Linked DNA regions of Homo sapiens: region 1 is linked to region 2. A link is a loop called in an ENCODE intact Hi-C map of the cell type or tissue named here. Cell type or tissue: psoas muscle. All regions are shown on one strand. Links, peaks and the distances in the headings refer to the core of each region. The heading gives the core; the rest is flanking DNA.

Region 1 (5,385 bases), core at 243-5,242, 60 kb before region 2:
TCAAATTTCACGGCAGAAAACTTATTTTCACCAGCTACTTAATCAGATAGCTTACTGTAAATCATTCATTCTGGCATCTGAAATGATGAAACCAGTCTTTATTGGCAGTAGAAGTTTCTTTGGCTTCCTTAGAATCACTGTTTTCTTTCAGCATGGCAATGATCACACTTTGGGATGCTAGCTGAACTGATTGAGATTATGTTTTATTGCAGCCCTCGATTCAAAGTGAGAGGTGAAGCTGACTGGACTTCTGGGTCGGGTGGGGACTTGGAGAACTTTTCTGTCTAGCTAAAGGATTTTGTAAATGCACCAGTCAGCGCTCTGTGTCTAGCTAAAGGTTCGTAGACTCACCAATCAGTGCTCTGTGTCTAGCTAATCCGGTGGGGACCTGGAGAACTTTTCTGTCTAGCTAAAGGATTGTAAATGCACCAATCAGTGCTCTGTGTCTAGTTAAAGGTTTGTAAACGCACCAATCAGCACTCTGTAAAAACGCACCAATCAGTGCTCTGTGTCTAGCTAATCAGGTGGGGACCTGGAGAACTTTTCTGTCTAGCTAAAGGATTGTAAATGCACCAATCAGCGCTCTGTGTCTAGTTAAAGGTTTGTAAATGCACCAATCAGCACTCTGTAAAAACGCACCAATCAGCGCTCTGTGTCTAGCTAAAGGTTTGTAAACACACCAATCAGCACTTGTAAAAATGGACCATTCGGCTCTCTGTAAAATGGACCAATCAGCTCTCTGTAAAATGGACCAATCAGCAGGATGTGAGCGGGACCAAATAAAGGAATAAAAAGCAGGTCACCCCAGCCACCAGTGGCAACCTCCTCGGGTCCCCTTCCAGGGTGTAGAAGTTTTGTTCTTTCGCTCTTAGCAATAAGTCTCGCTGCTGGTCATTCTTTGGGTCCGCACCACCTTTAAGAGTTGTAACACTCACTGCGAAGGTCTGCAGCTTTACTCATGAAGTCAGCATAGACCACGAACCCATCAGAAAGAAGAAACTCCAGACACATCTGAACATCTGAAGGAACAAACTCCAGACACGACATCTTTAAGAACTGTAACACTCACTGTAGAGTCCACGGCTTCATTCTTGAAGTCAGTGAGACCAAGAACCCACTGGAAGGAACCAATTGCGGACACAAAAGCAGAAGTAAGCACTCCATTTCAACCACATGTGGCTTTCTCTTCCTACTGCAATTTAAGCTAAAATATGTTGAAGCTGCTTTACCTCATTTTTTATATTCAGCGAACTTTGTCGGCATAGTTCATACCCTAGCTTCCTGAAGGCCTAGTTATTGTCCTATCTTTGCTTTGATGTTGCCATTTTCAAATCTTCTCATCACACCAATTTCAATTTTCTGCATTACCACTTTTCATTTCTTTGCTGCACTTTCAGATTTGTTGTAAACTTTTATATGAATTTATCACTGGGGACGAGAAGGCGATACAACTCTATGCTTTATTGTCTGTACCTGAACTGAATAACAGATGCCTGGTGACCAGTCACTGACAGACTTTAAAAGAAGTGATGTGATTGGTTACTGATCATGATGCCCATCTGTTACTGATATGGTGATTTGTGGGCTTAGTTTAGCGCAAAGTTTGTATTTTATGTGATTACTCACCATTAATATACAGTGGTAAGTGCACTTTGAGTTGTTTTGTTGGGTGACTGATGTTATTTAACTAAACTATGGTAACTGAAATTTGTACACATTAGAACCATGCAGAAGGTGGGACGTCTGTAATCGCTTATCTTTAAACATAATAAAAATGTTCAAACACACTCTCTCATTATAATCATCTACTTAATAATGCTGGGTCTCTAACTCTGAATATCTTATTTGCATCAGAGTCTTAAGGCTGTACAGTTCTGGTTTTTGAGTTTAAAAATTATGGTATTGGCTCTGAGCTCTTGTGATTATCTTCCCAAAATGAGGTCTTCTCCTTGCTTCCTCCCTCTGCTAGTGAGTTCTCCAGCAGCTCTTCCTCTGACATGTAGCATTTCCTTTCATGGACAAAACAGCAAGGCTGCTCTATCTCTAGCTCTTGTTCTCTCTCCCTTTCTTTATGTTCTTGTGATTTAGAGCTGCCCTCCAGAAACAAATCACACCCCACACCTGGCTTTATAGCTCCTAGCTTCCAATGAGGATGAAAGTTTTGCTTTGCCACCTACAGTGTCAGCCAGCTAGACCCTGAGTTTTCTAATGAATAACTTATAAACACTGAAAGCACTATTTTTCCTGAAGGATGCCTCACAGTGACTGTTACAACATTTCTTTCAAACCTCAGGCCAACCTATTATTTTTCCCTTTAAGAATCTAAGTTTCAAAAACTCTTCTATAGTATTTAACATGAGCTTCAAAGGCTCGCAAAAGGAAAGGGTTCCTGAAGAGGCTTTGTCTCTCTTTTTTTTTCTTTGGAACGTTTGATACATTTTCAATGTAACAAAATAGGTTTTAAATGAATCCAGAGAGATTCCATGTAGCTCTTTTGTACCTCCAAGCACTTAAAACATAACTAGGCATATAGGAAGCATTTAACAAATGCTTGTGGCTTTATTGATTGAACTTACAACCTGCAGGCATACTTTTATTTATATGTAAATTTATCTCTGCAAATTGATTTTTGTGGGTTGGAGAGGGAGATGTGATATACTGAATTGGGAGGAGGGGAAGAAAACTTGCTCTGTGAAGATTCCTATTGTGGGTCATTTTATCAGAATGACAAATTCAAACATCTTTGTTTGATGATGCTTTTGTCAATAGGTTGTTTGCATCATAACTACTCTCTTTAACTAATTCTTGGAATCTTGTAGGGAAAATGTCTTCTGTTTAAATCTGTATTTTAAATACAGCCACCTATTAGTGAATGATAGCCATCTATTAGCGAAAAACCTTTGCAGTCAAAATAAAGGATTGGCATTTAAAAAGATAAGGCAATGAGAATTGGGGAAAGGGATCTCATGAGCATCCTTACGACCTACCTATTTTCTGGAGGGAAAAAGCACAAAACCTAATGGGAATTTCTTCTGGAGGTGTGCTGGTGGCCAGGCTGTCAAGTCCTCCAGTAGTTGGAAGTCTGGGCTATGTTCCTTTTCACTTTGTCTCACCTATGATACCTTTGCTATGCTATGAATTCAGTAGACACCGAAAAAGTGTATAGTGAAGGGAGAGCTTCCTCTCCTTTCTGTTGTTATTTCTGAGCAACTTAGGGCTATTTGAAGGTAGAGATAAATCCGTGAAGTAGTCTTGTTTTTGTTTTCTAAGCCTGTAGCAGAGAAGGGGCCTATTTACACAGGCGGGTGGGTGTGTCTATGGAGTGATTAAATCATGCTTTCTGTAACACTTTAGAAGATCCCTTCTGGGAGGATCAAAGGTCAGTTACAAAGCAGTTCAGGGCCCAACATGAAGGTTCTGAGAGCTTATGGTGCCATGTGGTGATATTGGATTTAGGAACAGAAAAGCATAATGCTAGAAATTCCTGGGTGACATGGTTCATGACATGATTTAAATTAAGGGTAAAATATTGGCAATGAAAGTCTCCATAATCCTAGTGCTAATTGCACTGGACCAAAGCACCATTCAGGAGTTCCTCAGTGCTTGCTTAATTTGGTTTTTGTTCATCCATGTTGTTTTAGATGGAAAGTTTCTAGAAAGCAGGATTCGGGTTTGTCGTGAATGGAATTGTGTCCTTCCCAAAGTTGGTAGGTTGAAGTCCTAACCCCTAATACTTCAGAATATAACTATATTTGGAGATAGGGCCCTTACAGAGGTAATTAAGATAAAATGAGGTTCTTAGGGTAGATCCTAATACAAATATGACTGGTATTGTAAAAAGATACTATTAGGACATGGATATGAACAAGGGAAAGATTACGTGAAGACACAGGGAGAAGAAAACATCTAAAAGCCAAGGAGAGCAGCCTCAGAACGAAACCAATCCCACTGACACCTCGATCTTGAACTTCTAGCCTCCAGAACTGTGAGAAAAGAAATTTGTTATTTGAGTCACTCAGTCTGTGGTCTTTGTTATGACAACCCTAGCAAACTAATACAAGGTCTATTTAAATCTCTCTGAATAGTGCCAAGTCTCAAGACAATATGTAAAATAGATGCCTTTAATGGAGAAGGCAGAAATATGACAGATGAACTGAACTTACTTTTATTTTTTTCTCGTGGCAAATGTTGCATTTAAAGGCCAGGAATTAAAGCGGGGAGAATCAGATAGGATCTTAGATTTATTATTATCTTTTATTTTACAACCGAAGATCTCTCAACTCCCTCAGAAGTAAGTCTTTGATAGGAGGCCGGGGATGGGGGGGAGTCCCAGACTACTTTGATTCCATTAGGGATTAGTAGAGATTATTTTGAGAAATGACTTTGGAGAGATATTTGGAAATTATTTGTATTTACTATTATCTGGTCTAAGCAGTGATTTTTAAATAGTGTAGCACCTTGGTTTTATCAGTGTTCAGGTAAGAATGAAGTTGTATAGGATGTGCTAAAGATTAAGGAGCCTTTGAGCCAGGAGATCCCAAATGGGCAGAGAGGAGTGGGCTCTGAGCAGAAGTGGGACCCCAAATGCTGCAGATGGTAGGGCTGACAGTTTCACCTGGGTTTCTGTTTCTTGTTTAATGGACTTTGTTTTTCCAGCTGTAAAAGTAGTGTAAGTTCATTATAGACAATTTGGCAAGTCCATGGAAATGCCAATCAGAAAATAAAAATCTCAAGTAATCCCAGCAAGAAAAAAAAAAAAAGTTGCAATAATAAAACAGGCAGTATATAGTATATATGTGCTTTTGCCCTAAAATGGGAGTTCCCTGTCCCCACTCACAGGACATGCGACAGGGTGTGGCTGGTCTGTTTGGCTACTGTGAGCACTCAAACCCCTTATGGGACGGGGAGCATGCAGACGGGCAACTGCAGGAGCTGGGGCAAGTGCTTTCTTGGCCTCCAGCGCCATGGAAGCTCTAGGGGTGAATGCCTATGACTCCCAAAGCCCAAATGGGTGTGTGTTACAGTGCGCTCTTTGAGCTTTGCCATCCATGTCCAGCTTAAATATCAAACAGCTCAGTGGACCCTCTACCTTTTTGCAAGGCAGAGGGCCAGTGTGACAGCTTTCTGTATCCTGAGCTCTTGTCCGGCGTCCAGGAAAAATCAGATCGCACATGGACTTGAAAGACAGTGAATGCAGGGATTTTATTGGGTGATTGAGGTCGCTCTCAGTGGGGTGGGTGGGGAGCTAGAAGGGGGATGGAGTGGGAAAATGATATTCCCCTGGAGTTTGGCCATCTAGCGCTGATCTCCTCTCTGACCATGCCCAGCTGAACTCCTCTCAACATTCAGATGCCCCTTCTCCTCTCTCCTTCTCTGCTGCACCAT
Region 2 (5,385 bases), core at 213-5,212:
GAGATGACGATAAGAAACTTATTGCCTAGTTTTTAATAGGAGTGCCACAAATGTTCTCCTACAAAAGAGCAGAGCAGGGAGGTTTATTTAATTAAATTAATTAATTAATTTTTTTAGAGGTGATGTCTCACTCTGCTGCCCAGGCTGGAGTGCAGTGGCACAACCATAGCTTACTGCAACCTTGAACTCCTGGCTTCAAGCAATCCTCCCACCTCAGCCTCCCAATGTGCTTTATAGGAATTATAGGTGTGAGCCACCATGGCCAGCTGGTAGGTGGGTTTAATTTGATGTTCCTCATCCCAAAGTAGATTTGTTTTCTGTCCTCTTGTCTAAAGAATTTGAAAAAGTAGTATCTACTCAATGATTCCTCTCCACTTCTCATTTGCTCCTCAACCCTTTGCAATCTGCACCCGCATCACTCTATAGGAACTGTCCTCGCCAAGGCCATGACTTACACCAACAGTTACTTTTCAGTCCTCACCCTAGGTCACGTCTCTAAAAACTTGAGAAAGTTATCACTCTATTCTTTTTGTCCTTTGGCTTCTAGGACACAATGCTCTTTTATTTCTCCTCCATCTTCTCTGACTCAAGGAAGGTCTAAAACATATAGGCTCAAACCAAGGCATATGGGCAACCTGGGAAGTCTCAAAGTTTTCTGTCCTTTAAAATTGTTTTATTGCCTGGACACGGTGGCTCATGCCTGTAATCTCAGCACTTTGGGAGGCCAAGGCAGGTGGATCACGAGGTCAGGAGTTCGAGACCAATCTGGCCAATATAGTGAAACCGCATCTCTACTAAAAATACAAAAAGTTAGCCAGGTGTGGTGGTGTGCACCTGCGATCCCAGTTACTTGGGAGCCTGAGGCACGAGAATCACGGGAACCTGGGAGGCAGAGGTTGCAGTGAGCCAAGATCACGCCATTGCATTCCAGGCCCAGTGACAGTGTGAGACTCCGTCTCAAAAAACAAAACAAAACAAACAGTTTTATTTGAATGTTATCAGTATTGTGTTGTGGCTAAGAAAAAGGGCTCTAGATTTAGACTCCCTGTGTTTAAATTTCATCTCTTCCATCTTGCTCACCTATAAAATGGACATCATAATGTCTACATCATAGGAGAGTTGTGAGCATTCATTGTTAGTCTGTGTAGTATTTAGATAGCGCCTGGAGTAGAACAAGTGTTAGTGATGATGTTGATAATGACTGTGATGATGGTGGTAATGATGATGGAGAGAGGGAAGTGTGTACTGACTAGATAGGATTGAAGGCAAAAAAGCCTCCCAGCTTTCACTACCCCAGCCCTACCCCAAGCAGTTCAGCTTTGGCCCCAACCCTACAGAGTCTACTCAGGAAAACAAAAGCCAAGTAGTTAATCTGACCTGTCTTCCTAGGAAGGCAGTTTGGTGACTATGTTATTAGAGAGTATATCCTTTAGAGGTGTCATTGCTTTCCCAAGTGGGCTATCCAAGTATTCCATTCAGTCATATATGGTAAGCCCCTCTAGAGGAGTTTTTGGTAAATACATTTTTCTCTATTGATATGGTTTGGCTGTGTCCCCACACAAATCTCATCTTGAATTGTAGCTCCCATAACTGCCACATATTATGGGAGGGACTCAGCAGAATATAATTGAATCATGGGGGAGGTTTCCCCCATACTGTTCCTGTGGTAGTGAAGAAGTCTCATGAAATCTGATGGTTTTATAAGGGGAAACCCCTTTCATTTGGCTCTCATTTCTCTCTTTGCCTGCTGCCTTCCATGTAAGACATGACTTGCTTCTTCTTGCCTTCTGTCATAATTGTGAGGCCTCCCCAGCCATGTGGAACTGTGAGTCTATTAATCCTCTTTCCTTTATAAATTACCCAGTCTCAGGTATGTCTTTATTATCAGCCTGAGAACAGACTAATGCATCTATTTTATTGCATTTACATGGATATTTTACCAACTGGTGATGCCTGATGACCCAGAGAGCTGCCCTGGATGAATAGCCCCCACAGTGCAACTCAATTCTGACAATGCCATAGTTTCTTTCAATGGCTCTTCTCTGTTTGACTTCCTCTAAATGCCTTTTTACTTCTAAATATTGATGTTTACTAGAATGTCATTGTTGGCTCTTTTGTCTGCTTATCTAATTTGGTGGTGCTCTAGACAGTCCATGTTGAAGTTTCAAGTGGCCCATGTATCCCTGAAATTACATGCAAGACTGGGTATATATGTGCATTTTTCCAGGAGAGGACCCGTGTTTTCATCCATATTCTCAAAGGCAGCTCAAAAATGAAGAACCAAGCTAATCCAAGTTATTCATTTTCATAAGCCTTTGGGGTCTTTGCCAGTCCTATTCTGTAGACTGGATGAGTTAATCTCTTCCTTTTGGTGAGATGAATAACTTTCTAAATCTATATGAAATAAAAGATATCCCCCCTTTGGGTAGAAACATGTCAATACTTCCTGTGTAACCCTTTAAACCTTCTCCTGGCCATGGCAAGCCTGACTTTTATATTCAAGTAGTATACGTATGTGATTAACTGTACACATTTCTGTTTATCTAGCAGGATTATATAATTCTTGTGTGGCATAACTAAATTTTGTTCATTTTTACATCCCTCAGTGCCTAGTCCAGTGCTTGGGACATGGTAGGTGCTCTGTAAACACTGATTGGAGGCCTGACTGCATTTTATATTCCTCAATTAATGATGAAGCAATATAGCCAGATCATGCTGCATTTATAAGTATTTAGCAGACAATATTACCAGGGTAGATTATGAATACGTATAGCAAAAACGCTATTGAGACAGAAATTCCTAAGGGAAATATATAAAATCACCCTATTTCTTTCACAGAAAAAAAAATACAAAATCAGGTTTTTCCACCATTATTAGGCTCCAATAAATATTCATCCTTTATCCCTCCAGGGGATCCCAAGCTTCCTGCAAGGGAAATGAGTGCTAAATGTGCCCAGTAAATCACTCTGTTTGTTTTCACCCTGTAGACAGAATGGCGATCTTAGTTGATTTTTTTCTTCCGACAGCCTAACGATTCAAATAACTTAAGATTTTTAATCCCCAAGACTAGAGGAGGACATGGTAAAATTGTTCATCCACCGCTTCCTGTTTAGAAAAAAACTGCCCATGAGGAAGGTAATAGCCACCTCTTGGGAGCAAAAAGCCCCACAACCTCCCAAAAGGGCAAAGCCCAGCTCTCTGAACTAACAATGCTGCCACCGCTCCCAACAAGGAAATTGCAAATCACTGCAGGGTGGAAGCTGGGCCTGCTTAACGCACCCTGAGGTCCTGGTTCCCATAATAAGTATTTTAAGTTAGGGGAGGCGTCAATCTCAATGACCAAAGTGCTAGATGAGTAAAGGTTGATCCTAATGAGGTTGCAGGCAGAGCTTCCATTCCTCCAATTGACTCTCCTCTCTCTCCACTCCTAGCAGCACCCCTGACCCCATCTCAACAGTGGCCCCGGGGAAGACTGGGTTAGGGAATACACTTGACTTGGTACAAATCCACTGTGGCCCAGCAAACAGTATGCAAACCATACCCTACTTACTGTGTATGGAGGACAGAACAATCGAGAGTGCCAATGTAAAAAATGATGCTGCAGGCATGACAGTGGGCCCCCGTGTGTCCTTTTCCTTAAGGGTAATTAACTGTTCGGATTCATACCTAAAAATAGGCACGCTACTGAAACAAGTTGTTGATGACCTAAGACAAGGCCAACCTGCCTGGCTCAGAGATACCTGAGTGTGTCCATCTTTTCAGGTAAATTAACATGACTGGCATTGGGATTTCAGCTTAAAAGGCAGAGAGTTGGAGCAGTCTACAGTGTTATACAATTTGTGCGTGACTGGCAGCAGGTGGAGAGTAAATAATATCTGCAAAAGAAGAAACTGCAGGCATTTGAATCAAGTGGCAGCAAGCTTACCACTTAGGCATGTTGTTAATAAAATACGTTGGTGTGATTTGGTTAAGTCCCTCCACCCCACCACCTTATTTTTTTTTTAACTTAAATCAATTTCTTAGAGCTAAAAGGCATGCAGCTTAGCAAAAACAGCAGGAAATTGCTTTAGAATGCTTATACTTCATTTCAGGGAATTTTTTTTTTAATCTGAAGTAAATAAGCCATATAGTTCTTCCCTGCCATAACAAAACATACAATGACCCCATCTGTGATGAGGCAGAACCAGGGTTGCCTTGCCTGGGGGAAAGTTTAGAAATTTCTGAGAAAAACCCATAAATTGAAGTTGTAAGCTGTGAGGTGGAAGCCTTGCAAATGATTTGCAGTTTACAGCAGTTACTCAAAGCAGTCAGATTCTAACTGGGGGTCAAGAGAGCGTCCATGTTTTACAGATGGATAAACTGAGGCATAGAGCTTAAAGACCGGCTCTTTAGAGTTTAAAGCCATGCCATGTCACTGATAGAGACTCCTTCCTGGGAGGAAAAAGACAAAAGACCTCTCTCCAGCAGAGGCTAGTATAACCTCAGAGAAATCTATCTGAAGATATGAAAGCATCACTAACAACCAAAAAATAAAAGATCTAGAAGGCTGTGGTGGGAGGATCACTTGAAACTAGGAGTTTAATACCAGCCAGAGAAACAGAGAGAACCTGTCTCTACAAAAAATACAAAACATTAGATGGCCAAGGGTGGCAAGTGCCTGTAGTCCTATCTACTCAAGAGGCTGAGGTGGGAAGATCACTTGAGCCCAGGAGTTCAAGGTCACGGTGAGCTACAGTTGAGCCACTGCACTGTAGCCGGGATGACAGAGAGAGATACTGTCTCAAAAAAACAAAACAAACAAAAACAAACAAACAAAACTAGAATGTAGGTAGGAATCAGGATAACTGGGAAGCAAATTAACCTCGACCTGGGACTTCTTTAAATGAGTTTGCACAGCTGTCTCAATCCATGTAAATCTCTTGTTATATAAACCCACTCACTTGATCAACAGAAACAGAGGGAGTCCAGATGTTAGCGGATAGAGCTCTCATGCACCCAGCTTCCCTAGCTTGGAATACGCCAGCACTGTCTAAAATGAAGCTAAGCAAAACCCAAACAAAACCAACACCCAAACACCAAAAGCAAACCCAAACAAAATCCCAACCAAACAAGTTACAAACAACTAAGGATATTTTCTAAACCCATTGACTGACTCATGACTTTCTGGTCTCCCTGGCTCAGATTTCTGAGAGCTTTAAAAAATTGTGCCAAACAAGGAAGTACCATTGCTTAATTAGGTCTTGCCAATTATTTTGCCTGATTTTACTTTTTTTCTACCTCCCTGCTCCATTCCAGTGACATAGTAGGCTTCCCTCGACTTTCTACATCAGCACACTGTATCAGGTAGTGGACTTCCTGGACAAGCTCTATACCACCTTTGGGAAA

The links. A loop is a pair of places that touch in the nucleus more often than their neighbours do. Peaks named below come from ENCODE experiments on the same cell type or tissue, not always from the same donor. Only the 100,000 strongest peaks of a DNase experiment are listed, where the experiment ranks them.
Region 1: a loop joins it to region 2, with 2.1 times the contacts of the local background. A loop is called at or near these places in 3 of 110 quality-filtered maps.

The regions. Positions count from the first base shown.
Region 1 is chr9:32,902,162-32,907,546 of GRCh38, reverse strand. No RefSeq gene overlaps it. Among named protein-coding and RNA genes, the nearest start is that of APTX, 97 kb to the left of the region's middle. RefSeq lists an enhancer at 1-1,055. In psoas muscle, for the core only: no CTCF peak of the experiment used is centred there; no DNase peak of the experiment used is centred there.
Region 2 is chr9:32,842,284-32,847,668 of GRCh38, reverse strand. It overlaps LOC107987060 (a long non-coding RNA gene), which reads left to right and starts at 937. Exons shown (of 2, transcript XR_007061452.1): 1 at 937-5,385. In psoas muscle, for the core only: no CTCF peak of the experiment used is centred there; no DNase peak of the experiment used is centred there; H3K27me3 peaks cover 353 bases.